Linked DNA regions of Homo sapiens: region 1 is linked to region 2. A link is a loop called in an ENCODE intact Hi-C map of the cell type or tissue named here. Cell type or tissue: psoas muscle. All regions are shown on one strand. Each heading gives the region's core, and the rest is flanking DNA. Links, peaks and the distances in the headings are about the cores only. Region 1 overlaps CHD2 (chromodomain helicase DNA binding protein 2). Region 2 overlaps CHD2 (chromodomain helicase DNA binding protein 2).

Region 1 (8,498 bases), core at 29-8,028, 47 kb before region 2:
TTTTTCTTTTTTTGTGTGGTAGTCTACTTGTTTACATAATAATCTGATACTAAAAAATGAAAAAAATAGAAGTGTCCTTATAGTTTTCTATATCTTGCTTATACAAATCAGTATAAATATAGAATTTTTATTTTCAAATTGAGTTAGACTCCCTACAGTTGTTTAGGAGCATTCATCAGCACTTTAGGAAAAAAAAGTAAGCTTTGAGCCTACTGTAAATGGCAGATCTATAAAACAACATGCTTTTGGAACCAAAAGGGTATGGTTTCTTATTCTAGTGACGGTTATGTGTGGCAGTTTAATTCTGAAGAGATCATTTCTCATTTATTCAGCATTATTCCTCTTGCAGTTACAAAGAAGATGATGACTTTGAGACTGACTCAGATGATCTCATTGAAATGACTGGAGAAGGAGTTGATGAACAGCAAGATAATAGTGAAACTATTGAAAAGGTCTTAGATTCAAGACTGGGAAAGAAAGGAGGTATGTGTATTTGGGGAGCAAATTACATTTTATGTATGCTTAGTAAGACTTAGATTTTAGGTATTTTAACTCTAATGTGATGAATTTTAGTCTACTGCTGTATTTGTTGTGATATGTAGAAGTCTTTCTGACCCAGTGTTTCAGAGCTGAGGACAAAGGTATGTGTACACTATGTCTTTAAGATTTTAAATTAAGCTAGTATAGATAAGTGTCAATGTTTTATAAAGCAGTGATATAGCAGAGATACCTGCTAATTAACATTAAGCAAATCCACCTTTGGTTATTTGTTTCTTAAGCTCCTTGTGAAAATATCAAACTGGTTAAATAAATATTGTGGTAATATTGAAGATTTTTAAATATCTAATTTAGATATCTCATAACTAAGTTGCATTAAAGTAAACTTTCTGTAAAGGAAATACCAAAATAATACTTAATGCTTTTTCTTTTGGCTTTTTTTTTTTTTTCTTTTTTTCATTCTGGCTTCGATTGAGGTTAAGAAAGTTAACCGGGGACTTCGAGTAGGGGAGGTTGGAGGAGGATATTTTGGTGTTCTATCCTTAGTCTTGGAGAGAGGGATTTGTTTTCCGAGTTAGTAAGGGACCAAAACAAAAGGATGTTGCTGCTCTGTTTTTATTGTTTTTGAATAAGGGATTTCTTTGATTTCACCTGCAAATTTAGGAATATGTAAAAAGTGGTTTACATTTTTAAAATACTTGAAATTTTTGATTGAGTCCGTTCTGTGTTGTTTGTGAGTTTGTACTTATTTCAAGTTGAAGTATTTTGGTGCTTCATCCACAAAGGGAGTCTTCAGATAATTGCATTCTTGGGAAGCTTTTTAATATCTGGTGTAATATACTCTCTTTCAAGTGTACTTAATCCTTTTGCAGCCACTGGAGCATCTACTACTGTATATGCGATTGAAGCTAATGGCGACCCTAGTGGTGACTTTGACACTGAAAAGGATGAAGGTGAAATCCAGTACCTCATCAAGTGGAAGGGTTGGTCTTACATCCACAGCACATGGGAGAGTGAAGAATCCTTACAGCAACAGAAAGTGAAGGGCCTAAAAAAACTAGAGAACTTCAAGAAAAAAGAGGACGAAATCAAACAATGGTATATTTTCCATCATGGATTAAAGAAATGTATTTGCAGCCTGAAAGAAGGGAAGGTTTTAAAATAATGCATGGAGATCACAGCTATCTAGAATCTCAGATTTTGCTTTGATCATCTAAACATGGAGCCATTTACAATTCTATTTTATAAGATTGTGACCTTCAGATACTATATTTTTATATGTGGCTACCAAGTTTTTGGAGTTAACTAGCTTATGGAGCGTTATTCACACATTCTTTAGTTTTCACAATAAGTGCATGAGATTTGTACTGTTATTACCCATTTTGTAGATGGGGAGAATACGGCACACAGCAATTCTGCAAGTGGACTCAGGTTTTGAATTCTGATGCCCTGAATCCAGAGCTTATTCTCTTAAGCACCTTGTTATTTTCCTGTAGTTAGGCTGGGGTGGCTTAGATGTAGAGAGTTAATATTCTGGAACTCTCTGGGTTATGATATACTTAAAACAAATTCTGGTTTTATACAATTTGCAGAAATGATGTGAAGGAAATTATTAGGTTAACTACTGAAACTGTGATAGTCCTCGTGTGTTTAGTTTACTTACAGCCTTGAATGTCTGGGTGTTGTATATGGGAAATATGTGGAGCTATAGCACACAAAAACCTAAACTGGGTAATAATGGTATCAAGCTCAGCCTGAAGACATACCTGTCTGTGTGGTGTGATTAGCCTATTTTTGTGTCTGGAATGTGCATAGATTTTTGTGTCTGGAATGTGGACAGTAATTCTGGTTTTACTACTGTGCAAAATGTGCTACTTTAGTAAATTACATGTTTTTTCTTTGACTCAAAACTGAAAATATGTACCCCTTAGATGGTGAGGTAGGCTTGTAAAGCAGTTAGAAATTTGAAATCCTCTGAAATATAATAATTCTAATATTAAGTTGCTGCTGTTGTCATCTGAAAGGTTTTGGTAATAAGAATAACTAGTTTTCCAAGTCATGTTTAATCAATCCTAAAACCCATATATATATAAGAAAAGGCGTACAGTTTTATTATCCTGATTTGTTGAGATGTATGAATTTGCCACATGAATCTATCACATAAAAGAGTTATTTTTGGGTCTCTTTTTAGACAGGACACATCAGAGGCAGGTAACTGGTATATCCTTCTATGAGTGTAAGGTTTTCAGTGTTCTCTAAAAGTGTTTTTTTTGTTTGTTTGTTTTGTTTTGTAAAATCTCTGGCGTAATTACTAGTAAAGATTACTTAAGGGGCAGATGGGAGTAAAAAATAGGTTTTCTTTTCCACCTTTGACTTTTGCTTTGATGTATGTGGATCCCCAGACTTTAGTTTATGTGTACTTTTTCTGTCTGTCTGCCATTCAGGTTAGGGAAAGTTTCTCCTGAAGATGTAGAATATTTCAATTGCCAACAGGAGCTGGCTTCAGAGTTGAATAAACAGTATCAGATAGTAGAAAGAGTAATAGGTAAGTACATGGTAACTCACTTCAGCCATATTTGAACTTGAGGAATAGTGGCTTTTGCTTTTGGAAGTAATGTAAATTTTAAAAATGCACTTTGGAGACTAGACACGTGCTAGGTTTATTTTAAAGGAAAAGCTAAGAAGATTTGCTGGTAAATTTGGATGTGGGGGATGAGAGAAAGAGGTGTTAAGTATGACCTCAAGATTTGTGGCCTAAACATGTAGAAGTTTAGAGGTACCATTTACCGAAGTGGAAAGATGAAGGGAAGAGCTGATCATTGGAGTGGAGACCAAGAGCTTAGTTTGATATTTGTAAGTTTGATTTACTTCTTAGTCATCTAAGTGGAGAATATAGTGAAGGCTGGAGCATATGTGAACCTGGAGCTTAGGACTCTTTAGTCTGGGCTGGAGATTTAAATTTGGAAATTTATCAGTATTTAGTATTTAAAGGCCAAGATTGAACAGGACCATCAGAAATAGAGTATCACGTGGTAAGAAGAAGTAGTCTGAGAGCATTTCAGCTTTTGGAAGTCAGAAAGAAGCTAGCAAAGGAGACTGAGAAAGAACAGTCGGTGAGACAGGAGGAGAGCTGAGAGAGAGTGGTGTACTGGAAGCCAAGTGATTCACATAGCCAGGAGAGAGGAAATGCTGTCAGTCAAGGACGATTAGGACTGAGACTTGATCTGTGAATTTGGCACTGGCAAAACGCATCCATGGAGTGGTGAGGGTGCGGCCTGATTAGGGTAGGTTCAAGAGAAAATGAGAGGGGATAGCAAGTATAAACAACTCGTTGGGGGAGTTTTCTTACAAAGGGGAACAGAGAAGTGGAGTGTCAGCCTGAGAGAGAGATGAGAAAAAGAATTTTTTTCTTCTTCTTCTTCTTCTTTTTTTTTTTTTTGAGATGGTGTCTTGCTCTGTTGCCCAGGCTGGAGTGCAGTGGCGTGATCTCAGCTCACTGCAACCTCTGCCTCCCGGGTTCAAGTGATTCTCCTGCCTCAGCCTTCCCAGTAGCTGGGATTACAGGCACCCCCCACCCCCACCACGCCCGGCTAATTTCTATATTTTTAGTAGAGACAGAGTTTCACCATGTTGGCCAGGTTGGTCTTGAACTGCTGGCCTCAAGCAATCTGCCTGCCTTGGCCTCCCAAAGTGCTGGGATTACAGGCGTGAGCCACTATAATCCCATTTTTTTTTTTTCTTTTTTAAGGTGTGAGGTAGTAGAATATATTTACATTTTATTCATAGAACCCAAAATCTTTCATTCTTCATTGTGTTTATAACTTTTCTGTCTTATTTTTTATTTGTTTAGCTGTGAAGACAAGTAAATCTACATTGGGTCAAACAGATTTTCCAGGTAAGCAAGAAATTTTATTTATAAATGTTCTTCAACATTTCAGAACAGTGTATGTTTTGCAGATTATTTTGTTTTGCCACATGATGTTTTATTGATTATGCATAAAACAGAATGTCATTTTTCACTTTTAATTGACAGTTGCTAATCTATAAATTTTTTTTATATGAAATAGCTCATAGTCGGAAGCCGGCACCCTCAAATGAGCCCGAATATCTATGTAAATGGATGGGACTCCCCTATTCAGAGTGTAGCTGGGAAGATGAAGCCCTCATTGGAAAGAAATTCCAGAATTGCATTGACAGCTTCCACAGTAGGAACAACTCAAAAACCATCCCAACAAGAGAATGCAAGGTATGGTGATGGTTGGCTTTTGTTTTTTCAGGGAGAAGATATACTGATAAAGAGGATTGGACACATATGTGCTGAGAAAATATTACAAAATGAAATGATGATTGCCATTTTGAAGTGAAAGAAGGTGATTTAAATATGACATTAAAGCAAAAGGAGAGAATGAATTATTTCATGGCTTTGCTGACTTGTTTAATCTTGCAATTTACATAATTAGAAATAGAGATATTTGAGAGAATACTTGAAAGGATTTAGGCACTTTTATTTTATTTTATTTTATTATTTTATTTTGAGACAGAGTTTCGCTGTGTCGCCCAGGCTGGAGTGCACTGGCACTATCTTGGCTAACTGCAACCTCTGCCTCCTGGGTTTAAGTGATTCTCCTGCCTCAGCCTCCTGAGCAGCTGGGATTACAGGCACGCACCACCACTTCCAGCTAATTTTTTGTATTTTTAGCAGAGATGGGGTTTCACCATGTTGGTCAGGCTGGTCTCAAACTCCTGACCTCAAATGATCCACCCACCTTGGCCTCCCAAAGTGCTGGGATTACAGGCGTGAGCCACCATGCCCAGTTGCATTTAGGCACTTTAAAAGAGAAGTGAAGCCAGTTGCAGTGGCTCACACCTGTGGTTCCAGCTACTTGGGAGGCTGAGGCGGCAGGATTGCTTGAGCACAGGAGTTTGAGGCCAACCTGGGGAAGATTGTGATACCCGTTCTCTAAAAAAAAAAAAAAATAGAGAGCGGGAAGTGATAGAAAAGGCGAGTGTCTTTGAATTCTAAGTTAGAAATTAAATATATAGGCTTATTTGCTAGATTGGCTGAATAAATCCTTTCCTTGGAATTTATTCCATCAGGAAACTGATGTGCTTGGGTCCTCAGTAATGAAATATCAGACAAGTGATACGTCTCTGAGAAGTTGACATTCATGTTAATGGCACTAGAATTCTATCTGTGAAAACCAGTATTTAATTGCCAAAGAGTGTGATAGGGAAAATGTGGTCAGAGAAGCACCAATGTAGAAGTCTCTGAGCTCCAGTGGTCATTGAATGGGTTTTAAGAGGAAGTTGTGGTTGTTGAACTGCATCTGGCCCTTGTATAATGGATTGGTGCTGCTGGCTATACAGACAAGAGGGGGCCCAGGGTATTGCCCTCCTGTGAAAGGTATCAAGAGAAAGATTCTTATAGTTCAATAGGAGAACTACTAGACCCCAGGGGTGAGGAGAAGAGGAATGATGTTGACAAGTACATCAAGGTCAAAGTGTGTGTGTCTTGGCTACCTCGAAGGGTATTTTGACTTTATCTCCTAGGTATTCGTACAGCTGAGTACAGTGGCATTATGAAATAGTTTTATTTAGAAAGCTTCATGTAATAGCAGTATATAGGAGACTCTGGAGTAAGTAATTATTAAAGCCAGAAGGTCCAGCCAGTAAGATGTCATTGAAGTCCACGAATGAAGAAGTAGTGTGAGGACAAGGGAAGTAACAGTGGCGTGGAAGGAGTGGATGGGAGAACAGTTATGGGGTAGGTTTGGTAGGAGTGGATGGATGGCTGGGTTTTGGAGTTGAGAGTAAGCAGTCGGATTCCATTCACTGCCAGCCGCCCTCATAGAGAACTGAACACATCAATAACCTTATCAAATATTCTTATTAGAATGATACTTCTCATAATGTGTGCTATAGAGCACTAATCTTCAGAGAAAAGTCCCCTGAAAAAAGACTTTTTGGCCATGTAACTTTGAGATACATCCCTGAATGAATTTCTCCTGTAAATTCACGCTATGGACACACATTTCAGACTTTGAAAAGTCATGAGTAAAGAAATTGTATAACTTTTTGATCGGTTGTTTCCTAAACTGATTTGGCCACAGAATCCACATTTTATGCAAACCATAGAGACTGACCTCACTAGAATGCTATCCTTTAAGCTTCTGGGGGTGAAAACAACCTTCCCTTCAGAAGCTTGTTTCTGAAGGGAAAACCAAATTCACGCAATTAAAGGGTTTAAGGTAGATGGGCGGCATTTCTGAATTTACAAATCCTGTTATGGTGAAGATCAACTGTATTTAGCATATGACAGCTGGAGGCAATGTTTTGTACTCTTTAGAATCAGATAACAGAAAGATAGTTGTTTCTGAAAAATAGGAGACTCTGACTGCCATATAATAGACAAGACCTAAAGTGCTATTTAATGATGTTCATAGATTTATTTCAGGAAAGGGGCAAGTTAACTAAAAATATTTTATTTGAGGATGAACTAACTCTGGCTTATGGAATATTAACCATGAAGAAAGGGGTGATGGAGTGAGGTGGTGATTCACACACATGAAATTTAAGTTTTTGGCCAGGCGCGGTGGCTCACGCCTGTAATCCCAGCACTCTGGGAGGCCGAGGTGGGCAGATCACGAGGTCAGGAGATCGAGACCATCCTGGCTAGCATGGTGAAACCCCATCTCTACTAAAAATACAAAAATAGCCAGGCGTGGGTGGTGGCGGGCGCCTGTATGTAGTCCCAGCTACTTGGGAGGCTGAGGCAGGAGAATGGCGTGAACCCGGGAGGCAGAGCTTGCAGTGAGCCGAGATTGGGCCACTGCACTCCAGCCTGGGTGACAGAGCAAGACTCCGTCTCAAAAAAAGAAATTTGAGTTTTTATGCTTTGATGCCGAATATGTGAATTGTGGCTAGCGTTTTAACATAGTAGCAGTAAGAACATTTTCTCAGACTTGGGCTTTTGTTTTTCAGGCCCTGAAGCAGAGACCACGATTTGTAGCTTTAAAGAAACAACCTGCATATTTAGGAGGGGAGAATCTGGAACTTCGAGATTATCAGCTAGAAGGTCTAAACTGGCTAGCTCATTCCTGGTGCAAGTAGGTAGAAAAATATGAGTGCAATTTTCCTTACTGTTTCTGGCTTCTTTATTGTTAGATGTCAAGAATTTTTTTTTTCTTTTTTCACACCCTTATTGTATCTCAACCAAGAAATCTTTATGCTGCATATTACAGAAATAAAAGATGATTGAGAGAAATGCTTCCTGGGAGTTTTTATGTATGTGTAATACCATTTTATTCTGATCTAAAGAATACTTTATTTCATTATTTGGTGGGTAATTTGTCATAGCCAGAAACCTGTATCATCATATGTTACTCATGAGTGTATATAGCAAGTTAAGTCACTCAAATCTTTAATGTGGAAGGAGTTACTCAGAAGAAAGAAGAAGATGTCTTTTTCACATGTATTTTCTTTCTAGGCCAGGGAAGCCTTTAAATTAATTTCCTACAGTAGTGCTGTAGAGAGTGTGATTCCCCTCCCTTCACTCCACTCCCTACCTATATAGTCTGTAGGATTATCCTGTTCAGAGGAAGGTTGAACCTGTGAAAGTATCCTTTTTATAAGACCACGTTAATCTTGGGGGGGTGAAAAAAAGATGAGACAGTGATAGCACTGGAGGTTTAAAGGTACTTTTGGGAAGTACTTACAAATTTCCTTCACCAATTTCAAGTAGTTCCTAATTACTAAGTGCTAGGTGTTAGAAACAAATGCTTGTTCCTCGGTGCTGAAAAGAACTAGTGCTCAAGGAATTTTCTCAGCAAGGCAATTTTACTTTCTGCAGAAAGGGTGCTTCTTGGAAGCCTAATTGTCATGAGAGCACACCGAACAAAGAAAAGCAGAGGTTTTTATCCCTGACTCATTGGGTTCTTACTGCTGCGTCCTGTCTCCATTGGCTGGAGCTGGACCGCACAATCTAGACTGATTCCGATTGG
Region 2 (8,498 bases), core at 103-8,102:
GCACATTACATCTTTACACATTTTAAACCCATCAATGCAGTTTTATAATTCATACTTTATATAGTTAGTTGTCTCTTTTTTTTTTTTCTTTTGAGACGGAGTTTTGCTCTTCTCACCAAGGCTGGGGTACAGTGGTGCAATCTCGGCCCACTGCAACCTCCACTTCCCAGGTTCAAGTGACTGTCCTGCCTTAGCCTCCCAAGTAGCTGAGATTACTGGCTCCTGCCACCACGCTGGCTAATTATTTTTGTATTTTTAGTAGAGATGGGATTTCACCATGTTGGCCAGGCTGGTCTTGAACTTCTGACCTCAGGTGATCGGTGTGCCTCGGCCTCCCAAAGGGCTGGGATTAGAAGCGTGAGCCACCCACACCCAGCCTAGTTAGTTGTCTTTTAAAATCAGATAGAAGGAAAAGAGTTACAAAAATGCATGTATACTGTTTTTATATTTACTTACTCTATTATTCCATGGGTGCTCTTATTTCTTCATGTGATTTGAGTTACTATTTTATGTCCTTTCATGTCTGCCCAAAGGACTCTCTTTTAGCATTTTATTTTGAGGCAGGTCTGCTAACAATGGATTCTCTATTTTGGCTTAGCTCGCACTGTTAATTTCATCTTCATTTTTGAAGGAAAGTCTTAATTTCTTTTTTTCTGTTTCTCACGTGGGATAATCTCAATTGGCCTATCTTCAGATTTGGCAGTTCTCTCTTCTTCAGGCTAATATCTGCTGCTGAGCCTCACCAGTGATTTTTTTTTTCATTTCCGTTATTGTAGTTTTCAACTCTAGAATTTCTATTTCACTCTTTAAAAAATGTCCGTTTTTAAACAGCATTTCTGTTTCTATTGATATCATTTTCGACCTTTCTTTTTAATTCTCTAGGCAGACTTTTTTTAACTCTTGTAAATATTTATAATAGCTGATTAGCATCCTTGTCTTATAAGCCTACATGCTAGACTTCCTTAGGGATGGTTTCTATTACCTGCTTTTTTTCCTATGTATACTTCATACTTCATACTTTTTTTTTTTTTTTTTTTTTTTGAGATGGAGTTTTGCTCCTATCACCCAGGCTGGAGTGCAATGGCGCGATTTTGGCTCACTGCAACCTCCGCCTCCTGGGTTCAAGTGATTCTCCTGCCTCAGCCTCCCGAGTAGCTGGGATTACAGGTGCCCACCACAATGCCCAGCTAATTTTTATATTTTTAGTAGAGACAGGGTTTCACCATGTTGGCCAGGCTGGTCTCGAACGCCTGACCTCAGGTGATCCACCCGCCTCGGCCTCCCAAAGTGCTCGGATTACAGGCGTGAGCCACCATGCCCAGCTTACTTTTTGGTTTTCTATATGTCCCGTAATTTTTCCCGTGAAAAACTGGACATTTTAAATCATATGGCAACTCTGGAAATCAGATCTCCCCTCCCAGCCATGTGTTGTGTTTGCCGCTGCTGTTGTATTTGCTTGTTTAGTGACTTTCCTGTACTAGTTATCTGAAGTCTGTATTCTTTGTCATGTTATGTGATCCTTGTCATGCTATGTGTAGTCTCTACTCCTTTAGCTTAGTGGTCAGCTAATGATTGAACAGAGATTTCCTTAAATGCTTTGAGCCTGTAAGTCTACCAGCCTTTGTTGAAGGGCTGGGTATGTGTTGTTGGGGCACGTTTCAATGCTCTGGAAGGCAATTGACAACTCTGCCTTAACTTTCAGTTCCTGCTTGCACAGTTGCTCAAGGTCTTTCTCAGGCTCAGACAAATGACAGTGACTCTGACAGTGAGTCCAAGAGGCAGGCCCAGAGATCCTCTGCTTCTGAGAGTGAGACAGAAGAGTCTGATGATGACAAGAAGCCAAAGCGCAGAGGGTGTCCCAGGAGCGTGCGGAAGGACCCTTTGAGATCTTTCCTCTGCATGGACACAGACCTGCACATGTCAGAGCTTTTCAGAGTATCTATCCTATGAACATCTTTCCTCCCAGTTTTTCTTTTTGTCTTTGTTCAACCTTTTGTTATTTCCAGTTGGTAATGTTGCCTCAGGCCGTCATGGTGTTAAATCTTTGCATCTAATTGTTTTTGACCAATGAATTTTGGACAGGGCTATTCACACAGTGAGTTCTGGGTCAGTCCAATAAAGACAAGCCTGAGAATGGAGCTTCTTAGGGTGCTGTTAGCCAGGTCCAGTCATTCTGGGGGAATAGGGCTTTTGGAGAACTCTCAACCTCTTCTTTACCCTCCAGTGGCTGCTGTGCTGCTGGTTACACAGCTATTGTAGTTGCAGAAGTGTTAGTTTTGAAGGCTGTCATGCAGCTGGGGTTAAGGGGTGGGAATAGTGCAAGTTAAAAAATGCCTTGAAGCTTGCTGAGCCATTTTCTTGAATAAATTTCTTAGATGGCTGCACGCATTTGGTTAATTTCCAGAGTTGTGACAATACTGATTGTGACCGTTTATGCCAGCATTCCTATTGCTTTTATGGGGGAGCAGATTTTCACAGACCCTTAGTCTGTCATTTCGGAAGTGTTGTTATTTAGACATAAAATATTTCAGTGTCTGTCAAGAAGGAGAAATGCAGTTAAGGAGTAATCCTCAGGTTTTGTTCATATATAATACTTTCCTAACCTTTGTATCTGCGCTGTTCCTTTAATGTTGTTTTTAGCTATTGTCATATTCAGTCCCATTTTATTCTGTAGCCATGTCTTCTCATTTCCATTTTTCCCTTAGCATCTGTCCTTACATGGTTATATAACCCAATTATCATAGTAATTTGGCATATTACATGATGCCCTTAATGTGTCATGAAGTCCTGGTTTTTAGTGGAAAGTACTGGTGACCAGCCTGTAGGAATGGGGATGATGGCATGAGTTGGTATGTAGCATAGTTTAGGGTAGAGACTTGCAGGAAGATAGATTGGATTTTTGGGAGGAGAGGTCAGTAGAGTTTCCAAAATTGTTTGCCTAAGAAGTTTTAAATCATATTTTACTGTGCCTTATTCCAAAAACTATTTGAGACAGTCAAAAAAATCTTAACAGCTGAAAAATCATTGGTTTTCTAATAACGAAAAATATGGTATTGAAGGTAACAGTGGTGAACTGAATACGCTGATGAAACGATATAAGGGTTTGTCACAATAGAGTCGTGATGATTGAATCCTTTATGACACAGTGAAGTCTATAAACTTGTATCTTCTAAAAAGGATATTAGAGCTAAGTCACAGTTCTCTAGCATGTTATCTAAGCAGGTTTATGTACAGTCACTGAGAATAAAGTTGATCTTTAATTTGAATAGATTTTTAGCAGTCATTATTTTAAGTTGACTAGTTTCAAAGACATTCAACATTTATTCATTTTTTTGGTAGTGCAAGGATTGAGTCCACTCTATTTTTGACAATTTGCATGGCTCATATGTCATCACAGGATATGCTAGCATCAACATAACTAAAGTAAGTCTCTGTTTTTTTAATATGTTTTATTGATCCTATTCTTAGGTTCATCAAGGCTTATAAGAAGTTTGGTCTCCCTCTTGAACGGTAAGTTCAGTGTAATAGTCCCTTATCTTCCTCTTTTTTGCTTTTATTATATAGTACGTTCTTTTTTGGTAAATTTTTCCATTTAATACTAATGCTGGGAACATTTTTTTTTCTGGAAACATTTATTTACAAACATTTATATATTGGGTGCCTGTTCATTCATGTCTCTCTGCAGAGGGATGACAAAGATGATAAAGACAGGCCATCCATAAAAAGACTTTCACCTTCGTGAGGGAGATAAAGCAAGTATATTCAAAACCATAGTGCGTGAAATAATTTCCAGAGAGATGTTCATGTAACTCCAGTTGAAAAGAATGTATGTAGTTATTATTTGTATCCTAGTTCTTAGATTTAATAATGTCAAAGGTAAAAGGCTCTTTATGATTTTATAATCTTCTGCTAATTAGCAGGATTTTATGAGGATTAAATACAAAGGACTTAACATAGCCTTGACTATAAAAACTTCCAAAAGGGTAGCTGTTGTTACTATTCTATAAGCATTTAGAAAATAATTCAGAAGTTAGATTTTAACAGAAGACTCTATTTGAAATGGTTCGGTACTTTACTTCCTATAAAATCTAAAAAGCCCTAATTTAAAGGAAATACTGGGCTCCCTTCTCTTTCTTCTGATAAACTTCTTGAGTGGGTGAAAATTACAAGCCTGTTTTTGTTTGGTCCTCTCCATTTGGCGAGGAGGTAGTGATGTGTAGCATTAAGCCACAGCAAGGCCAAGAAGGTCAGTTGCATCTTTCCAGGACTATTGCTGACCACCCAGGGGTAGACTGTCTGTTTTTGGGCCAGTTACCGTAAAAGCCAATAGAATGTGGAAAAGGGGGCTTGACACCTTTTGACAGCCTGTTTTTTAGCTGTTAATGTAGTTGTGTGCTTCATATGACATGGAGATCAACTAAACATATAGTAGAAGTAGCTATACTCTGCTTCTAGGAGCATTGCAGTGAATGAAAGTAGGCTGGAGAAAGGAAAGTGAACACAAAAGAAGCAAGCTAGTACGGATGGTGTTCAGGCACTTCACCTGCTGCCACTAACAGCCTATTTATTTAATAAACTTTGCTTTGCTTGTTTCTTTCTTTCCTCTCTGTTTTTTGGAATTATTTTGTTTTGTGGAATATTCAAGACACAATTCTTTATGATGGAAAATGAATGTGTTAGCCTTCAGTCAATGTCCAGGGGTTCTTGTTGGAGCCTTAGAATGACCACTAAAGGAACGCAAAGAAAAGTGTCTTTGCAGGAGAAGATTATGTGAGGCCTAGTGGCATCTCATGACACTTAAGAAGAGTGGGCACAGGGTCCTAAAGTGTCCCCATATTTGTTCCTCCTCAGGCTGGAGTGCATAGCACGTGATGCTGAGCTGGTAGATAAGTCGGTGGCAGATCTGAAGCGCCTGGGTGAACTGATCCACAACAGCTGTGTGTCAGCAATGCAGGAATACGAAGAGCAGCTGAAAGAAAATGCCAGCGAGGGTAAGCGAAGTTGGCTTTAGTGAGTCTTCGCAACCTGGCACTCTTGGACTGGATTTCTGTTGCTAAAGGGCGTTTTAAGGACAGGCTTGAGGACCACACATGCCTAGTGATTTCAGGTGTTTATTCTGAGCTGCGTTTCTGTGAGCTTAATATTCTACTCTCCTACAGGTCTACTCACAAATGAAGTTGATTTGCAGAAGGTGTAGAGTGAAGAAAAAGATGAAATGGTTTTTTTTTGTGTTGCTGTAGAAAGTTTAAATTCGTCGGAGTGATGTAAAAACCCAGGGGCAGAGCTTGGTGGACACCTCTGTATTTTGGCTGCAAATAAGAGGTGTTATAGATCACAAGCATTGTTAATTATCTTGGATATATATTGTGCGTTATGGCAAACACAAAGGATTTAGAGAATTAATTGGAATAAATAAAATATTGGATGAGTATCGTAAACATTTTTGGGTTACGTTGAGATTTTCATGCCACTAGAATTTGTTCTCATTGGATTGGACATGCAGTGTGTTTTCTCTTTGATACCAGAAAGTGATTTTGCCTGTCCTGTGTGATATCTTTAAAAGCAAGAGGTATAGGAATGCTTGTGAGGAGAGAACTCTGAAGTAGTTATTGGTAAGGACACCCTCATAGTGAACTTTAAAGAAACGAAGAGAGGCCAGGCGCAGTGGCTCACGCCTGTAATCCCAGCAGTTTGGGAGGCTGAGGCCAGAGGATCACTTGAGCCCAGGAGTTCAAGTCCAGTCTGGGCAATATGTAAGTGAGACCTTGTCTCTACAAACAGTTTAAAAATTAGCCGAAAGTAGTAGGATGCACACCTGTAATCCCAGCTACATGGGAGGCTGAGGTGGGAGGTTCGATTGAGACCAGGAGGCAGAGGCTGCAGTGAGTTGAGATCATGCCGCTGCAGTGAGTTGAGATCATGCCACTGCACTTCAGCCTGGGTGACAGAGCGAAACCCTGTCTCAAAATATAAATAAATTAATTAAAAAATAAAGAAATGAAGTTATTATCATTCTACTTCTCCAGACTGTGGTTTATCTGTGCCATTTCTGCATTTTTTGGGGACAGCCTTTACTTAGGTAAGGCTACCCTTCTGCAGCTTTGTTGAGCTGTGGTTAAATCTTCAGGCTCCAGAGAAAGAGGCAGTCAGTTATCTGGAATTTTGGTTCTACCACTTCTAGTTATAAGACTTTGGGCAAGTTATATCCCTTCAACTGTCTCATTTGCAAAATAGAGTAATAGTATCTACTTCAAAGGATTTGGATAATTGAATAATTCCATACTTGTAAATTGTTTAGCAATGGCGTCTGGCTTGCAATGTTAGCTGTTATTAAGAAGTGAGTATTTGTGCTTTGAAATTTTCTTTTTTTCTTTTTAAGATTTTAATAATAAAAAATTATTTTATTATTCAATAATAACCTTAATATTATTGAATTTGATATAATTTAAAAATATCTTCAAGAGAGTCAAAACTTATTTTAAGATAATGTTCTTTTTTGTAAAAGACAAATAACTTGTATGGTTTGCAAAATGATCTGAATATGTGCTTTTATAACATTCAGAATACACCCAAAAGTAAACTTTAGGTTTAATGTACAGTATGTTTTCTATGTAATTGTTTTGAATAAGTAATACATCTACATGGCTTAAAACTGAAAAACGTATTCCTGTTACTTCTTGATGCTTTTGAGAAATGAATAATGTTTTCTCCCTTTTAAATGGTAGTACAGCATGCACACTTTTCTGTGCTTGCTTTTTTATCTCATAGTATCTTGTGGAGCTGTTTTCTTAACAGTCCCTTCTCCCCAAAGTCTCCCTTTTTTTTGTGCATGTCCACATTCTGGATCTGGCTGATTGCTTCTTCCTGGTATTAACTTATTTCCTCACACCTGTATTTCCTGTAAACTGGTATTCAGCATATTCTGAATCCAGGCTGACATTTCTAGATCAAATGGAAGATTATTGATACCTTTTTTCCCTTAGGTTGAAATTTTTGTTTCTAAAAATGTTAACATAATTACATATTTGCTTTATCCCAAACATATGTTTCCAAATACCAATACCAATCTTACTGTTAACAAAAGAATGCTGAAATGCGAAGTGTGATTTCTTTGCATTTCTTTTTGATCTTAGAATATATCACACTAACAATATAAAGTCAAAATATATGTTTAAATTATTCAAAGTTATTCCTTTCTCTGTGTGGTTAATGCCACCACCTTAATATATAGTTAGACTCTTTTGTTTTCATTTATTTTCAGTACTTAGGGACTGCTTTTCTCATTTAGATTCGATTTAATTTTTTTAATTATGTAAAAACATTTACATGGTTCAAAGTCACAACTATAAAACAAGGTACATTTGGAGCATCTTGTTTTCGTTTTTTGTTCCCCAGCTGCCTTCTCTTCCTCCTTAATAGGTCACTGTTTCTATTAGTTGTAAGTTTATCTTTGATTGTTTCTTTTAAAATTTAAGTGTGTGTGCGTGTGTATTTTCCTTCTTACACAGAAGAGAACATACTCTTTTGCACCTGCTTATTTTCATGACTGAGATAAATTCATATCATTATGTAGAGATCATCCTCTTTCCTTTTACAGTTGCAGAGTATTCTACCATGTAGATAGATGTCAATTCACACTTCCCCCCTAGTATTTAATATTTGGGTTGTTTTCGGTCTTTTGTTATTATAAAGAAAGTCACAATGAATAATGATCTAATGAATATACCATTTCATATCTCTGCCAGCATATCTTTGGGATAAATTTCTAGAAGTGGGATTGCTGGGTCCTGGGAAAATGCGTATATACTTTGCTTCGATATTCCCAAATCCTTCTGCATAAGTCTGGTGCCACAATGTTTGTCACAAGCCTCACAAACAGAATATATTGTTAAACGTTTGGAGTTTTGCCAGTTTGATAGGTGAGAAACGGTATTTCATTTTTCTTTTAACGAACAAGGTTGTACATCTCTAAGGGTCACTTGCATTTTGTTCTATAAAGTGTCTATTCATGTGTGCTGCCCATTTTCTATTGAAAGGAGTTTTCCTCTCACAGGTAGCATTATCTCATGGATTTCAAGTTGGACTATTTGGTTGGGGCTTCATTTTTACTTCTGTGATCATTTTAATTTGAAATTTGGGTTAGGGTAAGTTTCTTTTTTTTTTTTTTTTTGAGATGGAGTCTCGCTCCATCTCCAAGGCTGGAGCACAGTGGTGTGATCTCGGCTCACTGCAAGCTCTGCCTCCTGGGTTCACACCATTCTCCTGCCTCAGCCTCACGAGTGGCTGGGACTACAGGCGCCCACCACCACACCTGGCTAATTTTTTTGTATTTTTAGTAGAGAAGGGGTTTCACTGTGTTAGCCAGTATGGTCTCGATCTCCTGACCTCGTGATCTGCCTGCCTCAGCCTCCCAAAGTGCTAGGATTACAGGTGTGAGCCACCGCGCCCGCCTGGGTTAGTGTAATTTTCTTAAGCCACCACTTGTTCATCATTTCACA

The links. Hi-C counts contacts between places; a loop is a spot of excess contacts. Peaks named below come from ENCODE experiments on the same cell type or tissue, not always from the same donor. Only the 100,000 strongest peaks of a DNase experiment are listed, where the experiment ranks them.
Region 1: a loop joins it to region 2, with 2.4 times the contacts of the local background. A loop is called at or near these places in 45 of 110 quality-filtered maps.

The regions. Positions count from the first base shown.
Region 1 is chr15:92,941,473-92,949,970 of GRCh38, forward strand. It overlaps CHD2 (chromodomain helicase DNA binding protein 2), which reads left to right. Exons shown (of 39, transcript NM_001271.4): 8 at 350-483; 9 at 1,371-1,596; 10 at 2,943-3,043; 11 at 4,349-4,393; 12 at 4,566-4,744; 13 at 7,480-7,604. Among named protein-coding and RNA genes, the nearest start is that of MIR3175, 41 kb to the left of the region's middle. RefSeq lists a silencer at 3,685-3,909 and an enhancer at 8,217-8,498. In psoas muscle, for the core only: no CTCF peak of the experiment used is centred there; no DNase peak of the experiment used is centred there; H3K27ac peaks cover 968 bases.
Region 2 is chr15:92,988,008-92,996,505 of GRCh38, forward strand. It overlaps CHD2 (chromodomain helicase DNA binding protein 2), which reads left to right. Exons shown (of 39, transcript NM_001271.4): 27 at 3,469-3,510; 28 at 4,852-4,991. Among named protein-coding and RNA genes, the nearest start is that of MIR3175, 88 kb to the left of the region's middle. In psoas muscle, for the core only: no CTCF peak of the experiment used is centred there; a DNase peak (open chromatin) is centred at 4,934; H3K27ac peaks cover 5,657 bases.